Regions from separate parts of the Homo sapiens genome. Here all the other regions are linked to region 1. Evidence: chromatin contacts called from ENCODE Hi-C or POLR2A ChIA-PET data. All regions are on one chromosome and are shown on one strand. The core of a region is the stretch at or near the end of the contact, and the rest is flanking DNA. Distances in the headings are between cores, read along the strand shown. Region 1 has its middle 76 kb from the start of MIR3910-2. Region 2 has its middle 32 kb from the start of SYK. Region 3 overlaps SYK (spleen associated tyrosine kinase). Region 4 overlaps SYK (spleen associated tyrosine kinase). Region 5 overlaps LOC100129316 (a long non-coding RNA gene). Region 6 overlaps LINC02937 (long intergenic non-protein coding RNA 2937).

Evidence for each region. Hi-C counts contacts between places; a loop is a spot of excess contacts on that map. ChIA-PET counts read pairs that join two places held with the same protein, here RNA polymerase II (POLR2A). Pooled maps may share reads with other maps.
Region 2: a loop to region 1 is called in a pooled map, with 4 times the contacts of the local background. The contact joins two enhancer-like sites. A Hi-C loop is called at or near these places in 4 of 37 single-sample maps with no recorded cell type and 4 of 50 pooled maps. POLR2A ChIA-PET finds 5 or more read pairs at or near these places in 1 of 52 experiments (T-cell).
Region 3: a loop to region 1 is called in a map with no recorded cell type, with 6 times the contacts of the local background. The contact joins two enhancer-like sites. A Hi-C loop is called at or near these places in 2 of 37 single-sample maps with no recorded cell type and 2 of 50 pooled maps.
Region 4: a loop to region 1 is called in a pooled map, with 5 times the contacts of the local background. The contact joins two enhancer-like sites. A Hi-C loop is called at or near these places in 3 of 50 pooled maps. POLR2A ChIA-PET finds 5 or more read pairs at or near these places in 3 of 52 experiments (AG04449, PC-9 and activated T-cell).
Region 5: a loop to region 1 is called in a pooled map, with 6 times the contacts of the local background. The contact joins two enhancer-like sites. A Hi-C loop is called at or near these places in 1 of 168 maps with a recorded cell type or tissue (MCF 10A) and 10 of 50 pooled maps. POLR2A ChIA-PET finds 5 or more read pairs at or near these places in 2 of 52 experiments (CD4-positive, alpha-beta T cell and GM10248).
Region 6: a loop to region 1 is called in a pooled map, with 5 times the contacts of the local background. The contact joins two enhancer-like sites. A Hi-C loop is called at or near these places in 5 of 50 pooled maps. POLR2A ChIA-PET finds 5 or more read pairs at or near these places in 3 of 52 experiments (CD8-positive, alpha-beta memory T cell, GM10248 and activated T-cell).

Annotation. Positions count from the first base shown.
Region 1 is chr9:91,710,195-91,715,256 of GRCh38, reverse strand. No RefSeq gene overlaps it. Among named protein-coding and RNA genes, the nearest start is that of MIR3910-2, 76 kb to the right of the region's middle. RefSeq lists a silencer at 581-630. Within about 2 kb of position 3,081, at least 7 of the 41 ENCODE cell types and tissues checked have a DNase peak (open chromatin) inside an H3K27ac peak, as active enhancers do.
Region 2 is chr9:90,767,630-90,772,691 of GRCh38, reverse strand. No RefSeq gene overlaps it. Among named protein-coding and RNA genes, the nearest start is that of SYK, 32 kb to the left of the region's middle. Within about 2 kb of position 2,496, at least 2 of the 41 ENCODE cell types and tissues checked have a DNase peak (open chromatin) inside an H3K27ac peak, as active enhancers do.
Region 3 is chr9:90,827,280-90,832,341 of GRCh38, reverse strand. All of the region lies in intron 1 of SYK (spleen associated tyrosine kinase), which reads right to left. Among named protein-coding and RNA genes, the nearest start is that of SYK, 28 kb to the right of the region's middle. RefSeq lists an enhancer at 1,340-1,409. Within about 2 kb of position 1,984, at least 4 of the 41 ENCODE cell types and tissues checked have a DNase peak (open chromatin) inside an H3K27ac peak, as active enhancers do.
Region 4 is chr9:90,878,042-90,883,103 of GRCh38, reverse strand. It overlaps SYK (spleen associated tyrosine kinase), which reads right to left. Exons shown (of 14, transcript NM_003177.7): 11 at 4,151-4,340. Among named protein-coding and RNA genes, the nearest start is that of SYK, 79 kb to the right of the region's middle. RefSeq lists a silencer at 2,740-2,952. Within about 2 kb of position 2,486, at least 3 of the 41 ENCODE cell types and tissues checked have a DNase peak (open chromatin) inside an H3K27ac peak, as active enhancers do.
Region 5 is chr9:91,068,735-91,073,796 of GRCh38, reverse strand. LOC100129316 (a long non-coding RNA gene) reads left to right here. Exons shown (of 4, transcript NR_033912.1): 1 at 1-271; 2 at 4,170-4,340. Among named protein-coding and RNA genes, the nearest start is that of LINC00484, 48 kb to the left of the region's middle. RefSeq lists an enhancer at 1,995-2,900. Within about 2 kb of position 2,051, at least 6 of the 41 ENCODE cell types and tissues checked have a DNase peak (open chromatin) inside an H3K27ac peak, as active enhancers do.
Region 6 is chr9:91,098,286-91,103,347 of GRCh38, reverse strand. It overlaps LINC02937 (long intergenic non-protein coding RNA 2937), which reads left to right. Exons shown (of 6, transcript NR_184105.1): 4 at 682-1,679; 5 at 4,800-4,926. Among named protein-coding and RNA genes, the nearest start is that of LINC00484, 18 kb to the left of the region's middle. Within about 2 kb of position 3,112, at least 21 of the 41 ENCODE cell types and tissues checked have a DNase peak (open chromatin) inside an H3K27ac peak, as active enhancers do.

The DNA of each region.
Region 1 (5,062 bases), core at 1,832-4,331:
CGCAGAGCCCAAGACCCCCACGGTTCTGCCAAGACCCTCATAGTTCTGCCTGGGAACTTGGGTTGGGAAAAAAAAAATCACTAACCTACATTTCATTCAGAACTGCGATGTAGCATTTCCCTTATTATACACATAGGGAAAAAACCCAGAGACGTATTGCTATTATGGGTGGCTGGTCGCCACTAAACACTGGTTATTTTCATGTCACTTTGCAGTTGTGGCCGATACTAGAAATTCTATTTCGCTCATCACTGCTTGACAATAACACACATTATTGGGCCCGCTGCAAAATCTTGTTATTGAGTTAATACAGAAGCACACAAATGATAACACATCCCAATGTTATTTTTTAAATATTTTGATAATTTTAATATTAGATGTTATCTTTGAAGTTTGTGTTTTATTTTTTGTGTTATGAAATTATACCCTGAGAAGAGACCCAAGTCCAAATGGGTCCAAGGTGCAGAAAAGGTTAGGGGCCCTGGAATGACCTGTCTTCCTCTGGGACCACTCCCCCGCATGCTGGAACCCCCGGGCGGGCGCGGGTCCTTAGCTCAGGTCCTCCCTTCATACGCTCGCTACGGCTCCGCCTCCTCCTGGCCTCGGGCGTGCTCCAGACCTCCCCGCAGGCGCCTCCCCGCCCACCCCTGGCTCCTCGCCCTACCCAGTTGGGTCCGGCGAGAGGGAGGGGTCCGGCGAGAGGGAGGGGTCCGGCGAGAGGGAGGGGTCCGGCGAGAGGGAGGGGTCCGGCGAGAGGGAGGGAGGTCTCTCTATCGACCTACAGTTCTCATTCTGTTTTGCCAAGTGTACGCCAAGAAGGACATGGCGCCGCGTAAAAGCAGGAACGACGTCTCCTGGGCTGAACAGGAGCACAAACTGTTCTGAAAGGGTTTTTTTTTTTTTTTTTTTCGGAGTAAATGTTGATTCGCTGCTGTTCTTGCTTGGGAGCTGGTGCCTGTCTGCTGTGCTCGCGGGCTCTGAATTTTTAATTTTAAAATTAAAAATATTTAAATTTTAATTTAACTTTAAAATTGAAGTTTAATTTTTTAAAAAATATTTTTTAATTTCAAAAATTTAATTTTTTTATAATTTCAGGTAAATTTTCTTCAAGTTTTAATAACGCAGTAAGAGTAAACTTCTAGTTACCTAAAATAGTTTTCAATGTGAACTTCATTCGCTTAACATAAATGTTACGTTTCTCTCCTACAAAATACAATTGACCATGTTCACAAGGGTTCTCTTTCTTTTTTCCCTAAAAGTAATTTTAGTTCACAGCCAGAAAAAGGTCCTTCAGTTTAAGAAGGGGGGGGGGGGGTAGCATAAATACCAGTCCCTGGACAAATGTGTGTGTCGAGGTACGTGAAAGCCACAGATGGAGAAAGTCAGTCCCCACCTGCGAAGGTGGCATCGTGGGAGGTGAGGTCCCTAAGGCAGGGTTTCTCCCTCTTGTGTTCACTGCTGGTCCCCAGCACAGAGAGGCGCTCCATAAATAATTGTTCCCACACACAGATACACACTCATATACACATATACTATACACACACCACGTTCCATACACACTACACATATTCATATATAAGAGCTGCTCTCTGCTGGCACGGAGGTCCATGGACGGGGTGGGAGGAGACTCACGTGTTGTGGGGGCTCCCTCTCTAAGGCAAGTGGTCCCATAAAAGCGAGCAACGCTTTTCTTTTTTAATTTCAGGTAAATTTTCTTCGAGTTTTAGTTATTATGCAGTAAGAGTAAACTTCTAGTTACCTAAAATAGTTTTCAATGTGAACTTCATTAGTTTAACATAACTGTTACATTTCTTTCCTACAAGATACAATTGACCATGTTTACAAGGGAAAGTGATCTGGTAAAAGCTGGCTTTATTATGTGGGTTCTATAAATATGCAAACTCATTGCACATGTAGTGTTCCCTTTTAACAAATTGTATTAACTTGATTATCCCTTCGGGATTTTTTTTTTTTTTTTTTGCTGAAATAACCTAGTCTATATAAAAACCCAATCTCTTCCTTGTATGTGCAAGAAAACTAAAGTGCTTATTAGGAAAGCTGCGTGTTTAATATACTGTGGCCAACACGATTATTTGGAACAGCATTTTTTGGTTAAATTGTGGGTGAAATGCTCTATCCCAAATGCAGACATGCGGTATTAGAGACTAGACCACAGAAATCCCGATGGTCAAACTGATCCGATGTGAGATTATTAGATTAACCTGGACCACAGATGGAGATCTCAGTCTGCTGGAGGCCTGGTGCTATTCTGGGCACAGGGATGGGGCAGAGAACCAAACAGACACATGAAGGGAAGGGAAGTACATTCTACAGGGTTGGGAAGCTCAGTTCCCTGAGGAAAACGCAGCTGGTGAGGGGGATTCCTTGGCCTGAGTGGGTAGTTTAAAGAGTCTGGTCGGAAAGCCTTTCCACTAGTCATCAACTGTGCCTCTAAAAATCACTGTAACTAAGAATCATCTAAAAAGGTGTCTGCACCTGAACCCGGTGATGGCTTCTTCATCCTCTTTAACTGCAAACAAAAATGTGCAGGCTACAGCAGCACAGGCAGCTTATTTGCCAAGAGAGTGTAACATAAAACTGAGAAAGTCACTCTCATTATTTAAAAAAAAAATGCATCTCTGAAAACTGTAACTTCCCAGTTAGTGAAGTTAGGATCTCAGGATCATAGAAAGCGGGAAAAATGACTGGTGGTGAGTCATTTGGATTTGTATGGGAGACAAGAAGCCACTCTTAATCCACATGATTAGCCACACCGGAACCCTTAATTGTCCTTCAAGCAGAAATGAAGGAACTGGGAGAAATGCCACTAGAAAATGAATTCTAATTAATTCATTCATCCAGATCCTTCTCTCTTTTCCCTAAAAATAATTCTAGTCACAGCCAGAAAAAAGGGCAGGAAAGCAGTTTAAAGTGGGGGGTGTAAATACCAATCGGTGGAGAAACCTGCGTGTTGAGGCATTCTCAGAGTGAAAGCCACAAATGGAGGAAGTTGGTCCCCAACTGCGAATGGCATCATGGGAGGTGACGTCCCCAGAGCAGGGTTTCCCCCTCTCTTGTGTTCACTGCTGGTGAAGAGCGTAGGTGCTCCATAAATAATTGTCCCCACACACATACACAGATACTCATACACATACACCACACACACAATTTCACACACACCACACATACCACACACACACCCATACACATACACCACACACACACCCCACACACATTCCACACATACCCATACACATACACACCACACACATTCCACACAGACACCACACATACCACACACACACCCATACACATACACCACACACACAACCCACACATATTCCACACATACCCATACACATACACACCACACATACACATACACCACACACACCCACACCCACACACACGTTCCACACACACCACACACACTCATACACACACACCACACATACACCACACACACCACACACTCATACACACTGCACACACCCACACCCCCACACACATTCCACACACACCACACACACTTACACACCACACACACCTTCAGCACCATACAGACTCATACACACATACACCACACACAGACACGTATTCTGCAAACACCACACACATTCACACACACACCATATACACATTCACATGCACACTTATACACACACACCACACACACCACACACATCTTGCACACACCACACACATACACACCACATCAACCCACACCACACACACACTACACACACACACCTCATATACCAGAGACACATACATAACATATACACACCACACATTTCACACATACCATACACACCGCTCACATATCACACACGCCACATACACATCACAGATAACACACACACCTTGCACACCTCGCACACAAATTACACACACACACCACACATACAGCACACACATGTGCACACACACAAACACTCCAGAAACACCACACATCACATACACAACTCACACACCATCCACACATACACCACACACCTCACACAACCTCACACATACCACAAACACCACACACACACCTCACATACCACACACATACACCACACACATCACACACCACACACCGCAAACATGCACCACACACACACCTCACATACTACACACATCACACACACCATACACATACACTCCACACACATATCACATACATACACTCCACAAACACCAAACACACACCTCACACACACACACCACACACAAACACATACACACCATACACACCTCACACAAAAACACACATCACACAAACATACATATATACATACATTCCACACACAAACCAAACACATCATATACACAAATGCACATACACAGCACATATACCACACACACACAAACCACACAACACACACACACCAGACAAACCCTACACACACCACCCACACATCACACACCACACACCACACACACACAGACACACGCACACAAGTTTCTCTTCTACCCCAAGGAGTGCAATTATTTGTTCACTGGTTTTCTTTCTAAAAATCCTCATTGTGAATTTCTGGTAAATAAAATTCTCCACCTCTAAATTTTTTAGCATTTAGGCTGTTTCTAAACTGTTGCTCTTCTAATGTCATAGTGAACATTCTTGTGCACCAAACATTAACCTGCCACCTTACCTGACTTAGCCGAGTGTGGGCTCGATGGTTGCAGTTACCATCTTTGTGTGTTCTTGCGGTGCCAGCGTGATCCTATCTGCTTTTCTTGTTCTCTGCGTCTTACCTTTATTTACCTTTGTTTTGATTTGTTTTTTGATACTGTTTTGCTTTTCTCGAACTCAAGTTGATTTTCTTCTCACAATCTATGTCCACAGATGGAAGTCAGGGGAACAAAGTTTCGTGTTTCACCGGAAGCCCCTCCTTTCTCCCCCTAACTTGGCTTCAAGTGCAGCCAAGTAATAAAGCCCTCACACAAGGCTTTGTGGTCACAGGTCTTGGTGACCGTGCGCATGAATTCACATGTGCAGAAGAAAAGTAAAACACTTTTCCTGCACTTCCCTCCTACCATGAAGTTAAATTATTGAACTTTTGAAGGCGACTTCTCT
Region 2 (5,062 bases), core at 1,247-3,746, 940 kb after region 1:
GGAGGGATGCTCTTTACCTTGATCTATCTATGTTGGGTTCCAGAATCTTCTCCCTAAATGTAAATGTAACAGGAACTGTTGGTGACTCACTCACACCCCTCTGGCCTGGGGGGTTCTATCTGAGTTGCAACTTCTTCTTTGCCTGAGGACATTCTCCTAAGCCTCAGGAGGCCTCTCTGCCCATGTCCAGGGTGGTTTGAGTGCTAGGGAATTAATAGCCCTGGCAGCCCTCCACCAATGACTGACAGGCCGGTGTCTGAATGTCCCAGCTCCCTCATCCTTCAGGAAGAAGCACAGATTTTTCTGCAGTTTCCTTGTGCTCCAGCGGCTCACAAATGCGCTGCCTTCCCTTCCTGGTCTCACCTTCCCCTCCTGGTCCCATGTCCCTGCTCCCTTGCTGGGGTACCTTGCACCTGCCAAATAAATTCTTTCTACTGGGATCTCAAATCTGCGTCTGCTTCTGAAAAAGCCAAGGTAGAAGGGATGAAAGTGTCCACATTTAACAGTAACTTGGGACTTCCTGAAGATATCCAAGGATTTTTTGGGAAAGACTGAATTTACATTCTGAAATGAGAGCTGGCATCAGTTAAATGAACATACTAATTAAAAAGCTCCCCTTGGCAGGGAGCTGGTTCTTCCTTCTTGTCATGATGGTTAGGGGAGTGGGGTCTGGGTCGCCTCTTCTCGTGACCTAAGTGCTTTGTGATCACTTACATGGCTTGCCCACTTCCCTCTTCAGTGCCTGGTTCTGGATCCTGGTAGCACCTTCATCTGTGCTTGTGGCCAGGAATGGGCATTGCTGCTACAGCCATGGCCCCACCCTGCACACATGGATCTACCTTCTCTTCTTTGTGGCCCACCTTCCTGGCTCAGGGACGCTGCTTCTGCTTGAATTCCAAATGGAAAATGGATGCTCCCCTTGGAGACTGCTTTTCTGTGTAGCAGAGAGCACATTGTTTATACTAACAGTAAATCCATGGATTCTGTCTTCTAATAACAGGTTGGTTATTTACAATGTGCCAGGCATTATTAGAAGTGCTTTGCTTATATTAATTAGATTGTCATAAAACTCTGTGAAGTATGTGCTATTATTTTCTTCATTTTACAGATAAACTGAGGGACAGAGAATTCAAACAACTTGGCCCAAGCTATACATTGAGTAAATGGTACTATCTTGTGTCAGATCCAGATTTGTAATGGAGGAAACCAAAATATTTCACCTCCAAATATCCTTCTTTGACATATTTTGAGGTGGCTGTTCAGAGGGCCTGCAAACAGAGGTAGCCTTGCAAAGCTGTCCTTTGCGGGGAGATTTGCATCTGTACAGAATCAGCATGGTGCAGCCAGGTTTTCTCTGAGGCTAACCCTTGTCCAGATCAAGAAAAGATTAACAGAGTCTGACACCTTAAATTTCTGAAATAAACATTTACCATCTATTCTCTCTGAGGACTGCTACCTGTAAGGTTTCACCTGTATAATAAGACCACATTTGCAAGCCAGACCTCCTCTTCTCTTCCTCCCATAACCTGCCTTGACATCATAACCTGATTTACCACCGCAACCAGTTTTTGGCCGTACTCCAAGCCCACATTTTTTCTGTAACCTTAAGCTGTGTATAGGCTGGATGTGGTGACTCCTGCCTATAATCCCAGCACTTTGGGAGGCCAAGGCAGGAGGATCACTTGAGGCCAGGAGTTCAAGTTCAAGGCAACATAGCGAGACCCCCATCTCTACAAAAAGTGAAAAGAATTAGCCAGCCATGGTGGCACAGGCCTACAGTTCCAGCTACTCAGGAGGCTGAGGCGGGATTGCTTGAAGGACTGCTTGAGCCCAGGAGTTTGAGGCTACAGTAACCATGATCCTGCCATTGCACTACAGCCTGGGCAAGAGAGTGAGACCCTATATCAAAAGCCTTTAAAAAGATAGTGTAAAAGTCTCAACCTCCTTACCATTTCTTGGAGATCTTTGTAAGATTCCTGTGCACATTAATAAATATGTGTGCCTTTTCTCCAATTAATCTGTCTCTTGTCAGTTGATTTTCAGTGACCCTTCCAAGGGCAAAGAGGAAGTTTCCCCTTGGCACCCACAGGAACAACTGCCCCTCACTACCTTCTGCTTCACAGTTTCAAATGACTGGCCACTCACCAAAAGGCAGAAGAGGTTCATGAGTTCCTCTTTTTCTCATTTGCACTTGACCTCTTTCTCATAACACACATCCAGCCATGTCTTCTACATATTTTTTTCCCCAGTAAAACATCTGTGACTCATAGTTGTAAAAAATCAAATGAAATAGTAAAAATGTTTTAAAAGTACATCTCAGGGCTGCTTCCCTTAGAGGCTGCTGCTGCGCAACACTAAAGGACATACATGAAGGTGTGAGAGAGCAGCGTGACATGTGTCCCATGGTCCCCATGGTTTATACACTTGGTTTTCCAGAAAGCATCTCTGGTCAGCACAGATGCAGAATTTCTGGTTCAGTGCAGTTGGCTGAGCACTTGTGCTTAATGCCCCACCCACAAGAGACCCCATTGAAAACGATTTTGAAAGAGGGAACAAAATGTCACTGCAGACACCACTGGAGGTGAGGTGGCAGGTGGGATTTCACTTCGGGCCAGATTGAAGACTGGTTGAAACAGGGAAGAGGCATGCCTACCAGCACCATGATGGTTTACGACTGCCGTGCCAACACCTGGAAGTTACCACTTCTGTTCTAGAAATTTCTGAGTAACCCACCCCTTAATTTGCATGTAATTAAAAGTATGTATAAATATAACTGGAGAACTGCCTCTGAACTGCTACTCAAACACACGGCCTTTGAGGTATCCTGGTTCTGCAGAGGCAGTCACAGAGCTGTAACACTGTTGCCCCAATAAAAGCCATTTTTTTCTACCACCAGCTCATTCTTGAAACCTTTCCTGAGTGAAGCCAACAATTTTCCCAGGCTAAGCCCCAGTTTTGGGACTGGCCTGCCCTGCATCAAGTGGCATTCCTAGCTGCTCTCACAGAAGGCCTATGCCCTCCCTGGAGCCTCCTCAGTGCCGCCGTTCTGAGGAGGGTCCTGCCAGTTCTCTAACAAAGGATTCCATCCCAAGGTCATCAGGCACCTCTCCCCCTTATCCAGCTAGCTCCAGCCTATACTTCTTACTGCTCAAAAGAGTAAGCCCAACCAATACCTCCAGAAGTGGACCCCATATCAGCCCCTAAAAGTCAAACCTGTGTCCCTTGCAAGAAGTAGCTGATGAAAATTGGGGAGCACTTAGAGTACATGTGCTATTTTCTATGTCTGATTTGGCTGTATTTAACAAAAAAAATTTGGCTAGTTTTCAGAGGATCCAGAAAAGTTTATAGAGGAGTTTTTTAAGTTGACCATGTTCTTTAATTTAACTTGTCATGACTTGCAAGTATTATCATTTACTTGCTGTGCTATGGAAGAAATGCAGTGGGAAACGGGTGTGGTTTAGCCAATGAGTTATGACAAGGTTAGAGAAATAACTCAGGGAAAATATGAAAGTCCCACTCTGTTTCAGGGTCGTTTGGTTGAGGCACTCAAGAAATATACTAACACAGATCCAGACTCCTCAGAAAGGCAGGCTCTCCTGGGTATGCATTTTATTACTCAATCTTCCCCTGACATCAGGAAAATGCTACAAAAAGCAGCAGCAAGGGGGTCTCACACCCCCATAATCCAACTCCTAAAGACGGTTTTTGGAGTTAAGAACAAAAGTGACAAAGGAGAAGAAGAGGCAAAACCATAAGAAATAGCCAAAAAGTGCAATTATTAGCATAAGCTTTAAGCCCTCTTCCTCCTCAGGGTTACCCATCCCAAGAAAGTGTCACAAGATCAGTGTCTGGAATGCCCAGATGAGAGCCCCAAACTGACTGGCCCCTGGGTCAGAATCAATGTGCCTACTATGAACAAAAGGGCTGTTGACAATGAGACTGTCCTAACTGTCCCTACTGACAGAGAGAAAAAACTCTCCATCAATTCTAGAGCTAACCTTCTTCCACTAGCCCCAATGAGCTGCTTTGCTCAAGTAAGTTTACTAGGGATCTTAGATCCTTTACCTGACAAACAGCTTCCTGCAGTGGCAGACTAGAGGCTGCCTGAACATTTTTCTTCAGTGTTCCACTGCTGGGTGAGCTCTCCAGCAGCTCAGAGACTCAGGTCTCCCCTTCAGTAACACAGTTTGCCCCCTCCTTTCCTTATTGGCTGCTACAGGATCCCCTTCCCTGCCTCTTCCTGTCTTCCATGCCTATTGGGGCAAATAAAGTTTGGTCAGGTAGACAGGTCCCAGTTTTGTAAATAACTTGGATCCTGTTATCCTGCATAGGCCCTTTGTTTGAAGTGTTTGTGTGTATAGACAGGTATTGTGGCATGTCCTGTGTCTAGCATGCTATCAGATTGGCTTATAAATAAAAGAGCAAGAATAAATTAAACATGTAAGTCTAGTCTGAACTTGTTAGTTTGAAAATAATATAGTGCCTTTTACAATTTAACTTTAAGGTAAACCACTGTTGTTTGTAGGTTTTGAACTGGTTAAAATGGCTTTAAATAGCAAGCTTTTTGTGTAGTTGAAAACCTTAAAATTGTGAAATGGTTCTTATCTACAGAATGCCAATGTCTGTTGGGAAGTTCAGGATTTCTTGCCTCCTAGGTTTATATAAAATGTGCCAGGGAAAATATATTCTTTATTGGGAAAAGGAGTAATTTTTGTCAAATTCAGAAGTCATTGAAGGTGAGGTTCAAATTATGAAGCAACCATGAGTGGAAAAAAAAGAGATAGAAAGAAATCTCTAGATAAAAAATGTATTTTTTTTTGCAAGGAAGGATATAAAGAAAGAGTAATTTTGTATAAAAAGATATTCTACAGTAAACTCTTGTCCTAGAGGAAAATGAATGGTTATTTAAGAAAGAGGTAGTATAGGACAAGTCAAAATGTCCAAGCATGTGGTAGATGGTATATGTAAGTTGTGATAAGGTTCATAAAGGGGAATTTATGAAAGGAATTTTATGTGTGATTAAGCTAGCTGTAATTAAAAGAAAATTGTATATAATAGACTT
Region 3 (5,062 bases), core at 735-3,234, 880 kb after region 1:
CTAATAAATCTTCATAGTGTCATTTCTTTCTTTTCTTTCTCCTCTCTCCATTTCATCGATATCATACTTCTGGTTCTGTTCTCTTTCCATCTTATGCATGAAACAAAATACAGTTGCTTCTTGTTATTCACAATAGTTATGCTCTATAAAATCACCATGAAAGCTGAATTTGCAAATCCTGAACAGTTGCTCCTGGGGAAATATGGTGTTAGGTTTTTGTGATCCTCTGGTTACAACTTTTTTGTCAATCAATCAATACAGAACCTTGTTTTATGTGTATTTCTATTTAAAGATATTTATTTCATATATATTGTTGATTCATTAACCTTGAACTCATGGTCAACAGCACAATAACTCATGCCTGAAAGTAGCTTCCCTAACACACGTATTTTCTCTGTAAAGCACATCACAACCTTCTTGCACTTAGAGACACCAGACAGTAAGTACTTTAGCATTGTGTTTGGGGCCATTTTTAAATAGCAAAATCACCCCAGAAAAGCACAAAAATGCAAAAACCATGGACTAAATGGGCCAAGAGAAAAGAAAATGTGTTTATAAGAGCTAAAACAAGAAAGCAGAGTGTCACCTTGTGCGACCTCAACGTATGTGTTGGGTGACTTAAATTTTTCACTGCTTTGTGCACGTCACAAATGACTGCAAAAGTGCTGTGAGTATTGATTTTGGGGTTGCAAACAGATTTAAATGAATAGATGAATGCGGAGATATGGAATCCATGAATCATGAGGACTGATAATAAGTAATTTCCCTTCCGTCTCCCCAACCTTCCCTGAAAAGACCCAACCTCATCCATAAAGATATATAAATTTACCTTGGATGTTTTGGGAAAATAGTTATCTCTATGTAAGACTGTGTTCTTAAATATATTACTCCTATCTCATAAATCTGTGTTCATTTCAGGATTTTCTAGCTTGGCATTGAACCAGAAGAGGTAGCCTATGTCTCTGTATCCCTTTTTATTAACCCATCTGTCCTAGTTATCAAGGGGCCTCAGCCCTGAGATTCCAGGCTTCTGCTTTTCTTGAGACCCACTGAAGCATGGCTCCGGCAGGTGCTGCCTCCTCCCCTCCAGCCCCCTCAACTTCCTGTAGTTCACATTTCCAGCAGTCCTTAGCGATTGAAGGTGTCTCACTTTCACATCCCTGGGCCATTAGAGCCCTCCTATCATACAGAGACAGTGGGGGAAATAAGTGGTTCTCTGGGAAAAGATCACCTGCAAACAATTGTTGCCAAATCCATACCATTTAAGGGAACAAAAATCAGCATAGTGCAGAAAGATATCCAGGCTTATCACGCTCAAACCACACAGCCCCCTCAATGCAAAGCAGCCCTGTTAAGATGTGCCTAGGAATTTCCTCTGCAGCTTGAAGCTGAGAAAATTGTCAAGACTTGGGTGAAAGGAAACTTCATCTGTGGGTTAATTTTCATAAGAAAGAGGAGGCCGGGTGTGGTGGCTCACGCTTGTAATCCCAGCACTTTGGGAGGCTGAGGCGGGTGGATCACAAGGTCAGGAGATTGAGACCATCCTGGCTAACAGGGTGAAACCCCGTCTCTACTAAAAATACAAAAAATTAGCCAGGCGTGGTGGTGGGCGCCTGTAGTCCCAGCTACTTGGGAGGCTGAGGCAGGAGAATGGCATGAACCTGGGAGGCGGAGTTTGCAGTGAGCAGAAATCATGCCACTGCACTCCAGCCTGGGCGACAGAGCGAGACTCCATCTCAAAAAAAAAAAAAAAAAAAAAAGAGGAATGAGTCCAACCAGAGGGAGAATTGATCTTGCTGGTTTGGTCAGGGACTGGCTGATTAATTACAGAGAAATGACCAAGGAAGAGGTGATGTGATGGGACCACCCCACCCAGCACCAGGCTCTGCAAACAAGCATGTTTGACTCATCTGCAAAGGGCTGGGGGCACTGCCTTGTGCGGCAGAATCCCACTGTACAAAAGAAAACATGTGGACACAGACCTGTGGCCTCAACACTGAGGAACAGAACCCCAGCTGCAGGGCCTGAGTTGGCCTTGCATCCACTCCACTGGCTTCGTCAGTAGGTATCACTTGCCCTCCACGGCGCCATCCTGAGGCCTGCCTGTGCATCACACTGCACAGGGTGCCTGGTCTCCAAGGCACAGCCTTACATTGTGCACATTCTGCTGAGCGGTTGACTCTCCCATATTTGCAGGCATACATGGGGGACTTCTTAGTATATAGAGATACACAATTCAGAAACACAAAGTGAAGCTAAGGATGGTAGCATGAGGCATGATTTTTACTAATGTTTAGAAATAGAGGGATATTGAAATACTTGAAAACATTATCCAAACCTTCAACACCAAATTCTCTTGCTGTGCCTTCAGAACTTAAAAGATTGAAAGTGCATCAAGTAAAGGCTGATCTATCTCAACCAACACATAGACATTTTCAAGCTCTGCAAAAGACACTCAGAAATCTCTTCTCTATGCCCACCTTGCCATAATTAACACAGAAAACAGATATTACGCTTTGGTGTTAACATTATGTTAATATAAATGTTAACTGTGTAGTTATAAATAAACAACCAGCCCATCTGGTGCATTTAATTTACAATCTAACTGATTGATTCATTCAATATGCTTGTTGAGCATCTATCACGTGCAAGTCATTATGTCAGGCACCATGTGAGAGAAAAATGAACCTCCTGCCTCCCTGACAACAGGTAGGCAGAAATGGCTCACGAAAGTAAGAGAATAAGGATCTGGTCCGAGAGTTCCACTTTCATCCTGGGGACTGCGTGATTTCCAGGTTCTCTACTATCCTCACGTCTTCTTGCCTCTAAGTGGGACTGGCCAAAGCCACCTGCAGATTCTAGTTCTTGGCAGGACTCTGGCTCATGAAAGCTCACATGTCCGGTTCTTCCTGAGTGTGGTCTTCAGGGCACCCCACCCTCAGGCTCCCTTCTGGAAAGCAGGGTTCTGGGCCCACCTCAGACCCAGCAAATAGGGCATACGGACAAGAAGGGTAAATTTTAAACAGCTTCCTAGGTGATTTTTTTTTTTTTTTGAGACGGAGTCTTATTCTGTCACCCCAGCTGGAGTGCAATGGCACGATCTCCACTCACTGCAACGTCTGCCTCCTGGGTTCAAGCAATTCTCCTGCCTCAGCCTCCTGAGTAGCTGGGACTACAGCGCACACCACCACACCCAGCTAATTTTTTGTATTTTTAGTAGAGACAGGGTTTCACTATGTTGGCCAGGCTGGTGTCAAACTCCTGACCTCATGATCCGCCCACCTCGGCATCCCAAAGTGTTGGGATTACAGGCGTGAGCCTCTGCGCCTGGCCTGCTTCCCAGGTGATTTTTAAGCACTCTAATGTCTGAGAACCTCTGCTATAATCTAATATTGCCCTATTCAAGTGCTACAGTGTGACAGGGAGGCAAGTTGACCACGTTCAGTGTGAGCGAAAGCAAGTTGCCACTTGCCACGGGTGGGGAAGGGAGCCAGGGAGGACAGTCAAGTCACCGTGCTGTGCTGGTGACCGGGCCAGGCTGCAGGCTCAACCTGGGAGACATCTCTGCAGTTCTTCTCCACCAGGAAGAAGTACATGCCTCATCATACAGGTGTGCTCAGAGAAGGGGGAAGGGACGCACACGCAACGCACACACAATTGGTAATTAAAAAGAGAGCTAGCTTTTGTGAATAATTAACAGAACACTGGGTTGCAACCAAAATTGCCACTTAGCAATGTCCCTTGCATGCTCTTTTGAGCAGAAGAGGACAGGGTGGGGTTGCAGCCAGCGGTGTGGGGCGCATATTGACCCTGAGTGGGGCCAAGGATGTCTCCCCAGTGAACTGCACCATCTACCATGTCCCAGGGCCACCTCATCACTCACTCTTCTCTGGGGAAAAACACAAACAACCAACAAGATGCTAGAAAAAAGAACTCACGTTGAATATGCCTGATAGATCTTACTATATTGCTTTTATCTGGGCAAACCACATATGGATGATGAGAAGGGCAGCGCAGTTGCAGGCTTTCCTTGATCCTGCCCTGGTACCCATCCCAAGATCCTTTCCTACTCAGCTGTGAAGGCCTGGGCGGGGCGGGGGGGGGGGCGGGGGTGAGGCCACAGCAGACTGCAATGACAACAGCCGGCAGACCTAACATCTCTTGTCTGTGCCTTAGTGCCTTGCTGAAGTTTCCCGCTTTCAGGCTCTATTTTACTTTTCCATCACTACCTTATGAGCATAATCTTTATGGGGATCCTGCAGCTGCTAGAGAAACCAAAACACCTGACTTAAGCAAAAAGGACACAGTAAATGTGGATTAAGAAATATCTAGAGTTTTACTGAATGTCTATTTAAAAAAAATCGCTAGCATTCTTTTTCCTAGCCAGTTAAAAAATAATTGTGGGTGACTCAGGACTGCAAGATATTACAGGAGCTTATGATGGTCTCCTGAGATTTTATAATTGTCTTTCATAAACCTGAGACATAAATATACTCAATGCTTAAAGCAAAGTGGCATAGGTTATAGGAAGGAGAGAAGGATGCTTTAGCTGCATCATAACTGCAGGCAAGACAAGATGGCAAACCGCTAAACCTTCCAGCTCAAGATGGACATGTGCTCAGTGGAAGAATGTTAGCGGCAGAGGAGAGGAAACGCAGATGCAGGCATGAAACCTAAGTATCCCTCCTACAGACACCCACAGATGCGCAGAGCCTGAGGTTAGGGTTTCTAAATATGCTTGATTCCCACAAATTTGACCTACCTCCCTTTCCTGGATTCAAACGCAGATCTGGAATCCCAGGCGCTGGGCAGTATAGAATGTGGGAAGGGAAGAAGCACACAAATCTGAGAGGAGTATCTTAAAAGGAAAACAGCTGAAACAGAGAGAAAGCACAAGACAGGCATCAACAAGCCAGAGTGCTTCCTGCTGCTGGACGATGTCTGTAATTAGGGAAATGGGCTTTTCCTCAAAGTGTCAGCATGCAAAACAAACCAGAAAGCAGAAGTGTGAGATCCCCAGCAGCACGGGGCCTCTTTTAATTGCACATTCAAAATGAAGTAA
Region 4 (5,062 bases), core at 1,237-3,736, 830 kb after region 1:
GCAGTCCTTTGGGGACTTGGTTCTCAGTATGGCACCAAGCTGCAGCTACTCAGAGCTTGGAAGCCTGTGGGACTCAGCGTGAGTTCCCTCTATGGAGCAATGCCTCTGTGTGATCCCTAGGCAGCTCCCTATGTTAGTCTTAAGGCCCACGTGGGTCGAGGGGTTCTTCTGTCGCTAGGATTGTAGAAGTCCTTGGCTGGAATGTGGAGCCCTGGGGATCTCTCATTTATGCTTTCCCCATATCTGGAAGCTTCTCCCAGCTCCCAGTCATTCCTGGCCAAGCAGGCTGCCTTGTTTCCCTGTGCTTTGCTTTTGGTGCTTCCTGTCGCTCCTTGGTTGCATCTGTGTTCTCTCTTAGACCATCTATTGGAAGTGTGAATATGTACTTGTTATTTTGGTCCGTCTCTACGGAGGAGCATATACTAGTTGCATTTAGTCGTCCATCTTGATCAGTTCTCCACCCAGGTCAATTATTTTAGCATGCACTACTTGCTAGCATCATTAAAAAATGATCTAAGCATTCTAATTTCCTAATTTTAAAAAGCAAGTGATAGTACAGAGGTCAAAACTGCATAGCAAAACCCTCTCTCTGGGTTTGGGATTCAGGGGGCACACAGCGGAGTCTGGTTATCTTCTGCTGATGTCACCTGTGTGAGGTCTCATTGGGGTGGAGAGGGGGACATGATTTCAGTGAAAACTGATTTCATGACACTACAGTGGATCACAAGGAGACATTCAGGACATCAATCTGGAGACCATAAGGTGCCCTGGCACTTCTCTTCCAAATGATACAACTGATTATACTTCTGTTTCCATCACCTTGTGTGCTATTTTAAAATTTTGATCTTACAAGTCATGAACAATACAACCATGTGTGTTATTTCAGGTTTCTTCTGAATTTTGAACTGATGAAAAAAGTAAACCTTTGACAAATCTTAAATGCAATGAAATTTAGGCTGTCTTCAGAATAACCTAGATACATGCATAAATAGGTAGTGTATACTTTTTTCTGGTCATAAAACTAGGGGCATATTCTTTGAGCACTGTACTTTTTAATTTTTCTACCTAACCATGTATAGTAGACATATTTCTAGGTCAGCACATGCAAATAAGTCACTTTTAAAAGGGTTGCATTGTGAGCTTCCTGTGAATCTGCTATGACTGATTGGACCAAACCCTGCGGAGCAGTCGTCAGGCAGTTTCCAGATTTTTGCCGTGGCAGCCCGTGCTAGAGTGCACATTACCAGATGTGTGTGTTTGCTCTCGGAAGGAGCTGCTGGATCAAAGAACACCTGTGTTTTTCAGTTGTGATGCTGCACAAATCTACCCTGTCACGCATGGTTTCCCGAGTGCCAGCGTTCGTTTGCTTCCACAGCTAGCACTTTTCTTTGATCTTGTTTCACTTTTTATTCCTTTTTTTTTTTGAGACAGAGTCTTGCTCTGTTGGCCAGGCTAGAGTGCAGTGGCACGATCTCAGCTCACTGCAACCTCCACCTCCCGGGCTCAAGCAATTCTCCTGCCTCAGCCACCAGAGTAGCTGGGATTACAGGTGCCTGCCACCATGCCTGGCTAATTTTTGTGTTTTTAGTAGAGACGGGATTTCACCATGTTGGCCAGGCTGGTCTCGAACTCCTGACCTCAGGTAATCCACCCACCTCAGCCTCCCAAAGTGCTGGGATTACAGGCGTGAGCCACCACGCCCGGCCCACTTTTTATTCTTTTCCATTTCACTTTGCTTTGTTTTCATACAGAAATCTTCCACTACCCTATCTTTTCGGTAGTTTTGTCTCTTTTTGCTGCTTCCAAGATGGCTTTTATTTCCCTAGTGGCTTTTTTTCTTCATTGATTGTCCAAAGACAATCTTTGGTTTACTTTTTAGTTTAGTTTACTTTTTAATGGTATGCTGTTTAATATCTACAGCAGTTTTAGAATTGGCCCCATGTTCTTTGACTCTTTGACACTTCTCCTCAAAAGGGTGGTTCTATCTATCCCATCCTTTGAAGCTGGTGGCCTTGGCTGCTCTGACCAATAGGATCAGGTGGAAGTGACCCTGAGGTAGTTTCTGGGCCTGGTTTTATAGGCCTGGCAGCCCCCACTTCCTGCCTCTTGGGTAACTGCTCTCAGCCCGCAGCTGCCATGCTGCCCAAGGGAAGCATGGGCCCAAGGGAAGCCCAAGGGCCCCAAGGAGAGGCCATGTGCAGGTGAGCTGGCTGACAGCCCCGCAGAGGTCTCCAGCATGGGCTGTGTCTAACCAGCTGCTCAGTGGCTGAGTAGTGTGAGTGAGCAGAGTGGAAACGGTCCTCCTGTCCCTCGGGCCACTGTGCAATCCCCTGTGTGAGCAGACGCACTGAACCCTGCCTACCTGGCCCTGCCCACACAGCAGGACGGCAGGGAAACCAACACCTGGTGGTGTTTTTGGCAGTAAGTTTGGGGTGATTTGTTATACAGCAGTGGATAAGGTGCCCAGCATTCATGTTTCATTTTCTCTATCTCCTCTGTGTCCTTGTTTCAGACAGGCTGTCTTCTTTTCTGTAATGATCATGATGAGGTACATCCAGCATTACAACAGGCTTCTTTCTCCAGCATGTCCCATGCTGGTCATCCTAGGCTGCTGTCTTCCTTGCTCTGTTTCCCTGCTATTTCTATCCAGGCCCATGCTGATGCCTTTCTCACAGTGGTTCACCTCTGAAGGGGCTTCCTTCTGGGAAGCTACTGTATGAAGAATGGGGTGAGGAGGGCCAGCCTGACCCCTGCTGTACTCTCGCCTGGCCTTTGTGCTCAAGATGGTGGAGTCTGCCTGCCTGCCTGGGAGCTTGGCTCTTGTGGCTTACCCTTCATGCAGTCCCTTTGCTGGCCGAGGTCCACCATTCCCCATCACCTACCAGTCCATGGACTGCCTCTTAGGGAAAGGTGAGTGGGTGGGTATTGTCACTCAGGGTGGGGTCTCTGACCACTGCAGGGCATGAAACACAGGATCCTATCTGCCACCCACTAGGTAGATTTTGAAGGTCTGCCATCTATTTCTGAGCATGTGGACTTCACCAGAGACTAGCAGGGTTGTTAACCTGCCTTCGGCACCCTCTTTGACTCAGTGGGATTGGTGCCATCACGTTTTCCAGTTGGTTAACATAGACCCTAGGTATACACCACAGATGAGTTAATATGAAGATAGAGCTTTCTTATCTTTTCTTCTTTTAGTTGTTATTGGTTCATTTGAGGGTTCAGAGAGGGGTCAAGTTATATTAGCAAGGGGATTGGTCACTGTGAAATTATTTTTTAGGAAGTCCAAACCTGCACCCAGAACTAGTTTCTACTTTATGTTTTGCTGGAAGTCCACCCTTAATTCTTGATAATCTCTGCCTCACCAAACCAAGGGGCATATTTCTTTTAGCTTCAGTCACATAACTATCTAGATCTCTTCTTTCCAGCACTGCATCTATTTTTTGACACTTCAACTCTTCTGGATACCAGTTAAGCCAATAGAACAATTTCTACATATGTAGTGGACATACACAGATGACGAGTTTATTTGGTAAATCTTCACTTTCTAACTTTTGCATGTATAGGTAGGTGTTCATTAGAAAGTTATTTTGGAATAGCTCCAAGCTGCAATATTGGAGCTCTGAACTGCAGTACTGGAGCTCCAAGCTCCAATAGCTCCATGCTGTGGGACAGTGTTCCACCACATGTTATGAAATGTCCTATCAGAAAAGGATGCCATGGATGAATCTGGTTTGAGAAATGCAGTGCAGTAAACCCTCTACTGAGATTCGTAATGTTAAGTAGCATGAAAAGGGCTTCGGGGAAATCCTGCAAGAATCAAGCTGTCCAATGCAAACTTTTCAAATTAACTTAATGAAGGAATCCCATTCTTCTTTTTTCAAAACAAATCTTCACTTAATACCTCGATTCCTGATCATTCCATGAAACATAATTTAGAATATACTACTTTGAGTAAATCTCAAGGTGTGATATTATTTTTATTTTTTAAACAGTAAAATCAAAGATTATAAGAACATATCTTACATAGTTATTTTTCAGTAGCAAAACTGCTTTTTGAAACCATACCAATAATAAAATAAAGAAAACGTACATTTATCTTGCATTTTTTACCACCTGCTGCTCTGAATATTAGCTAAGTTGTACTTACCTTGTAGTAGTTTTCATCAGCACGCAGTGCTTTGGAAAGTCCGAAATCACTGATCTTGGCGTAATGTTGGGTAACTAGCAACACATTTCTTGCAGCCAGATCTCTGTGCACAAAATTGCTCTCCTCCAAGTACTTCATGCCCATGGAAACCTGATGAACCAGTTCTATGATGTTCTTATCCTTGACATGTCTGAAAGTCATAATGATCTCATCAGCTATAACAGACAGTGACCCATTTCACAACAAACAACCATGCTCCTCACGCAGGCAGTGGGTGAATCTACTCCTTCCCTCTTCTTAAACAACAAAACTCACGAGTGGTGACAAATAACTTTGTTAGCATATAGCTCTTCAGGACTCAATGCCATATTCTCCTGGTGTTCAATGGGATTGAGTTTCCTGGCATGCTTGGAATTGCAAGAAAAGCAGTATAACAGAGTAGTCAGGCCTGGCTCACAGATAGCCAGGCACCACCTCAAATCCTTGTTCCAGTATCACACAGGTCACAGAACTAACCCTGAGAATCAGTTTCTCACCTACAAAGTCAGGGTAAGAACACCTCCCTTCCATGGAGACTAAAGAGACAATCTAAGTACAAACGTAGCACAGCAAATGAGGCAAGCTCCTCGGTGGCCATCATTCTGTCTTACTCCAAGTGAGTTTCTTCATCTCAACAACAGCTTTAGATGAGAAGAACACAATTACTCCCTTGATGGATGTAATCAATTAGCAGTGATTGGTATTTTCAGAAGTCATCACTCATGAGAACATAAGGTCAGCCAAACAGATAAGACTTAACTGTCACCTCTTAGAAAAGCATTTATTTAAAATGTTTCTTTAAAAAGAAAGTGTTCTTCCCAGTGAGAAAGGAGATTCCATGTCAAGATATTCTGAGGCTGAGTCTATCACTAG
Region 5 (5,062 bases), core at 802-3,301, 640 kb after region 1:
TTAGAAGGCACTTGACCTTTTAATGTGGAGTTCTAAAAATGGAGATTGAACACAGTGATGCTTAACAGAGGCAAAGAGAGCCAGGCTGCTATCAGATTCTTTCTACCCAAGAGTCTGGCTTTCCTCCCTGGCATTAGCAGGGCATCCCTGTTACCCAGGTGAGCACAAGAACAGCTGTTACCTGGATGAACCTAAGAACAGCCCTATTACCTGGGTGAGCACCAGAACAGCCTGTTACTTGGATGAACCTGAGGTTAGTTCTGTTACCAAGGTAAGCTGGGAACAGCCCTATTATACAGGTGAACCTGAGAACAGCCTGTCACCTGGGTGAATCTTAGAACAGCCCTGTTACCTGGGCGAACCCGTGAACAGCCCGTTACCTGGGTGAACCTTAGAACAGCCCTGTTACCTGAGTGAAACTGAGAAACCTGTTACCTGGGTGAACCTGAGAACAGCCTGTTACCTGGGTGAACCCGAGAACCCTGTTACCTGGGCGAACCCGAGAACAGCCTGTTACCTGGGTGAACCCAAGAACCGGGTTACCTGGGTGGCAGCTCTCCTGTTGGCTAGAGGAGCTGAGGCTGGGCGGGGCACCCTCTTGTTGAGTACAGACGGTTTTGTTTCTCCTCCTTGCTTTGCTTCGTTACTATGTTAATCTCTTCCTCTGTATGTTTTAGCAGCAAGTGTATTCTCCTGGTTAGAAAACAAGAATCTCTTGCCCAGCTGGGCCTTGTCCAAACCCTAACATTTTCTTTAAACTTCTTTCAAAGCGCTGGGTTGCAGTCTGTGGTGTGGGACGTCCCTCATCCCAAAGCACTCTCCTGGCCCAGGGGAAGAGAAGATGGGAAGGGCTGCTCTCCTTCTGGTCCTCCTTTCTCCAAAGTCCCTCTCACCCTGCAGGGAGAGCTGGCCATACATGTCCTGCTGGGCTAGACCTCTGATTTTTTTTTTTTTTTTGAGACGGGGTTTCGCTCTTGTTGCCCAGGCCGGAGTACAATCAGGCAATCTCGGCTCACTGCAACCTCTGCCTCCCAAGTTCAAGTGATTCTCTTGCCTCAGCCTCCCAAGCAGCTGGGATTACAGGCATGCGCCACCATGCCCAGCTAATTTTGTATTTTTAGTAGAGACGGGGTTTCTCCCTGTTGGTCAGGCTGGTCTTGAACTCCCGACCTCAGGTGATCCACCCTGCTTGGCCTCCCAAAGTGCTGGGATTACAGGCGTGAGCCACCACGCCCGGCCGACCCCAGTGCTTTTTGGAGTCACGTGGGGCCTGTGCAATCAGAGGGCCTTTTGTGGGGAGTTATCTGTATACAATGGGCTTTCTCTTCAGGCATAATTTTAGCACATTTTAATAGGAAAATTCTGTCTGAAAGTATGCCAACTAAAAAAATCAGATTGTACAGAGTGGATAAAAATACCCTGGCTACTCAGCCAAATGCCAGCCCTCCTAGTCCTTATGGCTCCAGGGAGAGTCCCATTTGCTGGGCGCTGCCTCCTTTCCAGCACCAGGAGAGTGGGGGGGTCAAAGGCCGTTTGTCCTCTGACTGCCTTTTTCTGCAGGCAAACTAAAAGTGACCTGAGTGCTCGGCCAGGGGCATGTGGAAGGGACTGGGAGTAGCCCTTGGCCACCGAGGTCCAGTGGAAGGGAAGGCTGGCCACGCTGCTGCAAGGTGTCCCAGACTCAGCCTGAGTGTCAGGCCCCTCTCCTCCCTCACTCTCTCCCTCCCTCCCTCTGCTTCTCTTCTCTCCTCCCTGCTGCGAGGGACTTTTCCTCGATAAGGATGCTGGGATTTTGAACTTGGGATAGGGAGGTGAGCCGCTCTCTGAGCTCTGTGGAGTTGATCTCTGCATCTGCCTGTGTTCAAGGCTGTTTTCATTGACTGTCTCTGTGGTACCACGAGCCACAGGATGGGATCAGCTCTTTTGTTTTCATTCAGATTTCATGACTAATTTCTGCACTATCGATCACCCCCCACAAGCTGGTGACTCACTCTCTCATCAAGGAGGCCGGACCCCACATCCCTCTGCCTTTTCTGATCTGTTTACGCAGCACTGACAGAGGAGGTGAGAAATCCAATGAGCATTTTTCTTTCTGAGTCAATTGTCTGATGAAGCAAGAAGCTGGGAAGCAAGTGAACATCCTTTTCTCAAAGTCTGGAAAATGACAGGAGCTTGCCGTGCTGCGTTCCCTGGAAGTGCGAGTAGAGCAGGTGTCCTCCTATCTCATGGTAATCTCAGGCCGCTCTTGTCTGCAGAGGCCCAGGGAACTCTGAGCCAAGTGTCATGTGTCTGCAGACGCATCCGCAGCAAGGGACAGCTCAGATGCCAGCAGCTTCCGGTGTGCTCAAGGGTGCCGGCCAGGGCCAGAGGGGAGGCAGCTTCCCAGTGCTGGCCGTGACTTACAATTTATAACTCTGTGAGCAAGCCATGGGGTGGTGCCCCTGTTGGGGTCCCTGCCTCTCTGTCAGGGAGAGTTTGTCACCCTCATTCCCATAAGAGGGCCTCAGGCCTGACCACAAGATGGGTGTGGCAGTGCAGAGAGCATGTTGGCAACTCGGAAATGGGAGAGGTCAGGGTGAAATGTGACCGCAGAGGTGTAGGCCGCCCCTATTTGCAGCTTACCCTTGACTGAGATTTTTTTTTTTCTTGAGATAATGCCTAGCTCTGTTACCCAGGCTGGAGTGCACTGGCACAATCTCAGCTCACTGCAACCTCCGCCTCCCAGGTTCTAGCCATTCCCCTGCCTCAGCCTCCCGTGTAGCTGGGATTAGAGGCACCCACCACCATGCCCGGCTAATTTTTGTATTTTTAGTAGAAAAAGGGTTTTGCCATATTGACCAGGTTGGTCTTGAACTCCTGACATCAAATGATCCTCCCTCCTTGGCCTCTCAAAGTGCCGGGATTATAGGCGTGAGCCACCGCACCCAGCCTTTACTGAGATTTTTAAAGAGAATGCAGGCCGGGTGCGGTGGCTCACACCTGTAATCCTAGCACTTTGGGAGGCCAAGGTGGGCAGATTGCCTGAGCTCAGGAGTTCGAGACCAGCCTGGGCAACATGGTGAAACTCCGTCTCTACTAAAAAAAAAAAAAAAATAATAATAATAATTAGCTGGGCATGATGGCCTGTGCCTGTAGTCCCAGCTACTCCGGGGGCTGAGACAGGAGAACTTCTTGAACCTGGGAGGCGGAGGTTGCAGTGAGCTGAGACGGTGCCACTGCACTCCAGCCTGGCGACAGAGTGAGACTCTGTCTCAAAAATAAATAAATAAATAAATAAATATAGATAGAATGTGTTTGAAGTCCTTGTGATGAATTTAGGACAGTAAGCATGTTGATAGATCTGCCAGGCTACAGTTCAAATACTGTTGAGTTCCATGCAATAAACAGTTGAGCTGGTTCTCTCCAACCCTCCAGAGGAATAAAGCCATTACTTGATGCTGGGTTCTCACTGCCTGTGCCGTGCACCCCTCTGGCAGCGTGGTGAACCTTATGGATGCCTGATCAGAATGATGTTTCTAATATATGAAATAAATAAAATAAATGATATAGTTTGGATGTGTGCCCCCACCCACCCCTCAAATCTCATGTGGAATTTTCATCCCCAGTGTTGGAGGAGGGGCTTGGTGGAAGGTGATTGGATCATTGAGGTGGATTTCCCTCTTGCTGTTCTCATGATCGTGAGTGAGTTCTCATGAGATCTGGTTGTTTAAAAGCGCATAGCATCTCCTTCTCTCTCTCTTTTCCTCCTGCTCTGGCCATGTGACATGCCTGCTTCTTCTTTGCCTTCTGCCATGGTTATAAGTTTCCTGAGGCCTCCCCAGAAGCAGAAGCCTGTACAGCCTAAAGAACTGTAAGCCTATTAAGCCTCTTTTCTTTGTAAATTACAATCTCAGGTATTTCTTTATAGCAGCGTGAGAACAGACTAATACAATAAAACACATGGGATGGGTGTATTGTACTTTCTAAAGGTAGTGTGATGGTGTCCCCCAGGCCACATGCTTTTCTCTCATCTGAACTTGTCACTCCCCCACCAAGTCCATTTCTCTACCTCCTGGAATTCAGGAAGCCCTGAGAATCCCTGGACCAATAGAATATGGAGGGAGTGATGGTGTAGCAGCTCTGAATGTAGCTCTTGACCGTCCCAGCACCTCTTCCCTCTTTGTGAGAAGCAGGCTTGTGTAAGAAGCATGACCGCCTAAGACCACCACACTGTGGGAAGGCCAAGGCCCGTGTAATGAGGTACCATGTTCAGAGGAAGACCAAGGAGCACCAAGGAGGCAGCAGACTGAGTGGAGAGGAATATGCAGGGGATGCTGTGTAGTCAGAATCAAGCTTCCCAGGTGAGTCTCCCTCAATCTCCTGATCCACAAAACTGTCAGCAAAAGAAAGTGGTTGCTCTAGGCCATTAAATTTGTTTTTATTTTGTTTTCTTTTTGTTTGTTTGTTTGTTTTTGGAGGGGGTGCTGGTGTCACTCAGCAATAGAAAACCAGAGCACAGGATTATCAAGGAAATGAATTCTATTAAATTACAAGAGGTGATGGTTAATTTTATGTGTCAACTTGACTTGGCAATGGGGTGCCCAGATATGTGGTCAAACATTATTTTGGATGAGATTAACATTTGCATCAGTGGACTGAGGAAAGCAGGCTCTTCCTAATGTGGGTGGGCCTCAGCCAATCCATTCAAGGCCTGAATAAAATAAAAAGGCAGCCCTTCCCTTGATGAAAGGAAAATTCTTCCCATCTTATGGCCTTTGGTTTGGGACATTGTTTTTTTGTTTTTTTTTGAGAGGGAGTTTCACTCTTGTTGCCCAGGCTGGAGTGCAATGGCGTAATTTCGGCTCACTGCAACCTCCGCCTCCCAGGTTCATGCAATGGCACAATCTCGGCTCACTGCAACCTCTGCCTCCCAGGTTCAAGCAATTCTCCTGTCTCAGCCTCCTGACTAGCTGGGATTACAGGCATGCACCACCACACCTGGCTAATGTTGTATTTTTAAGTAGAGATGGGGTTTCCCCATGTTGGTCGGGCTGGTCTCAAACTGCTGACCTCAGGTGATCTG
Region 6 (5,062 bases), core at 1,863-4,362, 610 kb after region 1:
TTTCTCCTGAAGCCTGTCTCCTTGGCTTGTGGATGCTGTCTTCTCCCTGTGTCTTCATGTGGTCATCCCTCTGTGTCTGTCTGTGTTCTAATCTCCTCTTGTAATAAGGACACTGTCATATTGGGTTAGGGCCTACCTTAAGGACCATATTTAGCCTTACTTATCTCTTTAGAGACCCTGTCTCCAAAGGCAGTCACATTCTGAGATACTGGGGGTTAGGGCTTCAACATATGAATTTTGGGGGAATACAATTCAGCTCATAACAGGAGGGAACATAGATCCCACCTCTTGAGAGAAGGTTAGCATCACACGATACAGAGAGCTTGTGGGATGGCTCATACCAACATCATTGTCTTTGGAAAATAAAATCAGCCAACATGACCTACAACACCATCCTGATACAATTTAAATGACATAGATGAAGGTGATTAATAATGACAGCATCATACTGGTGTAATGTACGTGCAGTAACTTACTGGCCTCAAGGATAGGCCTCTGGTTGAAGTGCCCACATGCCCGGGATACATCTCATCACCTAGGTGGATGATCTGAGCATCTACTGTGTGTAAAGATACACATGGCTGGGATTTTGAACATGAATAGACGTGACCCTTTGAATTAACCTTGAAAACAACTTGTGACTCTAATGAGGTTTTTTTGTTCCTATCTCCCATGACATAGGGCTCAACTCTAAGCTTTCAGAAAGCATCTCTTGAAAATAAAATCTTGGATGTTGTAGCAAGTGCTGTGTACATGCTCTTCAGCTCCTAGCCCCATCCTACTACTGTGAAAGTGCATGCCTGTAAACTGCCACCCTCCAGCATCTTTTTCTGGCCATTAGAGCCTGATTTTCCTGAAGATTCAGCAGGTTGGAATGCCAGAGAAGTAATGCCCTACCTGCACCCAGCAGTGTTCCACCAGTGGCTATGGGAGTGGCTCACACACTCCAGCTACCTTCCTTCATGGGACTGGAACCTGGAGTTCCCAAGAGGGATTAGGCTCTAGTTGTCCATGGGGCAGCTGTTTTACTGTCACCTTCCCTGTCCTGTCTCTCTTCCTGTCTCCACTCCCTACAGTGCTCCCAGAGATAACTTCCCAAATTTGCTGCCTGCCCTTGGATGTTATTTTAGGGTTGGCTTCTGAAGGAACATAAACGAAGACAGACAGATGTGCTGGGTAGCTATGTGTAAGATCACACTGAAACATAGCCAAGAACAAGGCACTCAGCCACTCCCAGGTTTAAAATCAAGTTTCCTACTTTGTCTCTCTGGTCTGAATCTGAGTGAAAGCCCAGGCTCCTGCGTCACCTGGGCCACCTAAGGATCTCCCTCCAGCCTCTGGGTGCTGAAGCTCCACCTGCCCTCACCACATCACAGGAAACCGCGAGCACATCCTCCTGCCTTCTCCAGCAGTCTCTTCAGTGAGCGCCTGCAGAACTGCATCTAGAGCACCGGGCCAATATTGTCACCTTCCCTGTCATGGCTTCCTTCCTGTCTCCACTCCCTACAGTACTCCTGAGAGCCGGGAGCACTCCCTGGAGCACTCCCTGATTCGTTTTATCTTCTGCACAACTGTTTGGCTGGAATAGGAAGCAAATGGCATGGAATTTGCATATGAAAAGCCATTCCCACCTGTGTCCTTGTGTCTGTAAGGATAGGAGGATCCAATCTTCTTATCTGGTAATTGGTCAACTGGGACTGAGGGTTAGTGGGAAACCTGTGTGCCCCTACAGGCAGGAGGGGGACGGGGTGACCCTCTCCGGTGGCTCTCAGTCTGCCAGTGTCCCTGGACTGTTTCCAAGCCCAGGGTTCATCTGGGACAACTGGGCAGGGGGCTATCGCTGCAGCCAGCCCCTTCCTGGGTGTACTGATGAATCAGGCTTCCCTGGGGCTCTGGGGAGGGTGATACCCCTTGCCCTCCCCTTCCAGAGCCTTGTGCACTCCAGGTGCTCACCCTGGAGCTGCCTCCCTCCAGTCTTCCAGACTCAGGCTTAGCTGCCTCTCAGCAGCATTTCCCTTTGCCCACAGAGGCCTCCTCTCCTCTCCCAGCTGAGTGTTCACCACTCTTTATTTTATTTTAAACTTTGTTTGGGTTAAAGTGTTTTCTTTCCTCCCTGACCGTTTTTCTCATCTTCTGCTGCCTTTTCCTTCCAGTTGCGGGTTCTTAGGTTCTGAGCCTGGGAAGCTCAACAGTCCATCTGGTGTTTGTAGATGGCCTCAGGGGACCTGACGCATGTCCACATGCCCTTTGGAGCTGAGGGGTGGATAGGACACCTGGGGGCACACAGTCCCCCACCCCGTGCTGCTGGGACAGGACACACTGACCCGAGGCCCCTTCCGGCTTCCTGTGTGGCTCCTGGCCTGGCCATGGGAGTTATGAAATCAGAACTGGTGACTGCCACATGCCTGGGGCCTCAGCCACAGCCAAAACCTAAACCAAATGAAGTCAAATCCCCACCTTAACCCATCTGGAAACAAAAACAGTCCCAAAGAAGAGAGAGACGTGAGCCATTTTGGACAGGTGTGTGATTCTGAAATTGAGGGAATGAGCAAGAAACAGAAATGCGCTCACCAGACCAGTTGCTGCATCCACTGGGCAGTCTGGAGCCGTGTGTGTGTGTGTGTGTGTGTGTGTGTGTGTGTGTGTGTGACGCTGACGAAGAGTTTTGAAACACTGAACTGACAGGGACTTAGAGGTGGAACTGTGTGACCAAATGCTTTTAAAAACGATTAAACTAACTTTACAGAATTCATCCTGAGGAGGGAGAAATGGGCCCTGTTGTAAGGCTCTGGATGTGGGAATTAAAATGCAGGTACTGGCTTGGCCCAAGAGCTGAATGCACTCTTAAGGAAACTGAATCTTTGCCACAGTCGGCAAGCTCAACAGCGATGATTAAACATTTAATCAGACACATGATACTTTGTTGTGTGTTCATTGTGGCTACAGGAAAGGGTGCTGTAACAGATCTTTAAATAGCAAACCCGCGGCTAAATTTCACTTCATCCATCAAAGGCTGCTGCTATGCAATGACCTAATTTTAGCAGCTTATCAATCCCCCAGTGCTTGTTAGTTGATGTAACTTTGATCCTCTGATGCTAGATGACTTTTGTGCTGAATATAGCTAGAATTTAATATGAATCACTTGGATGGCTGCCCAGCTGAGCTCAACTGTATGAGAGAGAGAGAGAGAGAGAGAGAGAGAGAGAGAGAGAGAGAAATAGAGGATTCGGGCTACCGAGGTGAATAATAATATACACATAGGCTTCCTTTTTTTTCTGGGGCAATCAACTCCATATCTCTAGGCATGTATTTCAAGCACAATACCCTTGGACTTTTGCTTTATTTCTCCCTCCTAAACAATGAGACTCTTCTCCCGGCAAACATACATAGGAGGTAATAATAAGCTGCTACTGCCAAGATCTGATGACAGTGTCAATAATTGCAAGACATTTTAAATGAATTTTTTCTAAGCAAATCATTGCCTTTTGCAGTGAGCGTTTATTTCTACATAGGAAGAGAGGAGCTGAGATGTTACGAAGGAGCAGAGAATATCTTTAACAGCCCTCCTCCTCTTTCATTTTCTAAATTATTAGATTGTGCTTTTTTGGCTTTCCTACTGTCTGGCTTCTCATCTGAATTTTGAGATTTCCTTCCATCCTTCTGGCTCTTTGGCAGAACCACCTGTGTCCCAGGCATCCTTCCTGGACGGATGTGGCTGTTGCCTCACTCTTCTCCATTTGCCCTCATTGACATTATTTCTACCCATAAAATAGGGTCCTGTGGTTTATGTTCTTCATTTTCTGAACCTGGCAGGAAAGCTTCCTAGACAGGAGGCCTGGGCAGACACTGAAACACACCGGACTCCTGGATGGGCCTGGCCCCGGACAGCTTGCTGGGGTCTTGCCCACCCTGTCACTCCACCACTTTCTCATCCAAGTTGGGAGAGTCTTTTCATTTCCTCTAATTTCTCCTTCCAGGATTTAACCACTGCCTGCTTAAAACCTCCTCCACTGCAGATTGGGGGTGGGGGGGTTGGGAGGAAATACAGCTTAATCTGACTTGGCCACTGGTTAGCAGCTTGGTAGAGGAGGAAACAGGACTCCCCATCTCAGGGAAGTCTGTGGATCTCAGGGTATTTCATCTCCCTGGGATTCCTGTGCTATTATCTAGGGTGTCCTTTGAAGAAGCTGTCATGGTACAGGAGGCCTTTTCAATGGATATAAGATGCCTTAAGATCCTGAGAAGAAAGATTCCTTTAAAAAGAGATAATAAGCTTCTGTAATAAAATGTCCCAAATGAAATTTACTTTAAATACACACACTGTTCAAACTAGCTTCTAGGTAGCTTGAGAAATGGCAGTGCCACAGCAGCGGTCCCCAACCTTTTTGGCGCCTGGGACCGGTTTTGTGGAAAACAGTTTTTCCATGGATGGGGGTAGGGGAAATGGTTTTGGGATGAAACTGTTCCACCTCAGATCATCAGGCATTAGTTAGATGATTCTCATAAGGAGTGCACAACCTAGATCCCGCTCATGCTCAGTTCACAGTAGGGTTTGTGCTCCTATGAAAATCTAATGCCACCACTGATCTGACAGGAGGCAGAGCTCATGCGGTAATGCTCACTCACCCGCCACTCACCTCTTGCTGTGTGGCCCAGCCCCCAACAAACCATGGGCCGATAGTGGTTCATGGTCCAGGGACTGGGGACCCCTAATCAATGGGACATTGTGGCTAGAGAGGAACAGAACATTCTATTTTACACTCTAACATTTCAGTAATAACAAAATACTATTTCTACAGACCAGCCCTGTCAACACCTTCATCTTGTTTCACATTTGTGAAGGTCGGGGAGGCATCTGGAGCTTCTTGATGTGTCAGCTCGGAATGCTGCCTGTGGGCTGGGTCGGCTTCAGGCCTGCAGGTCAAGGTAAGGGTGCATCTGTGAGTGCCTGTAGAGCCAGCTCATTCTGAGATTCTGTCCTGGGAAAATCCCGCAGTGGGAGAGTTGGGGAGGGGCAAGGAGGGTCACTTGAGATTCACAGGAGAGGATCTCCGATGTTCAT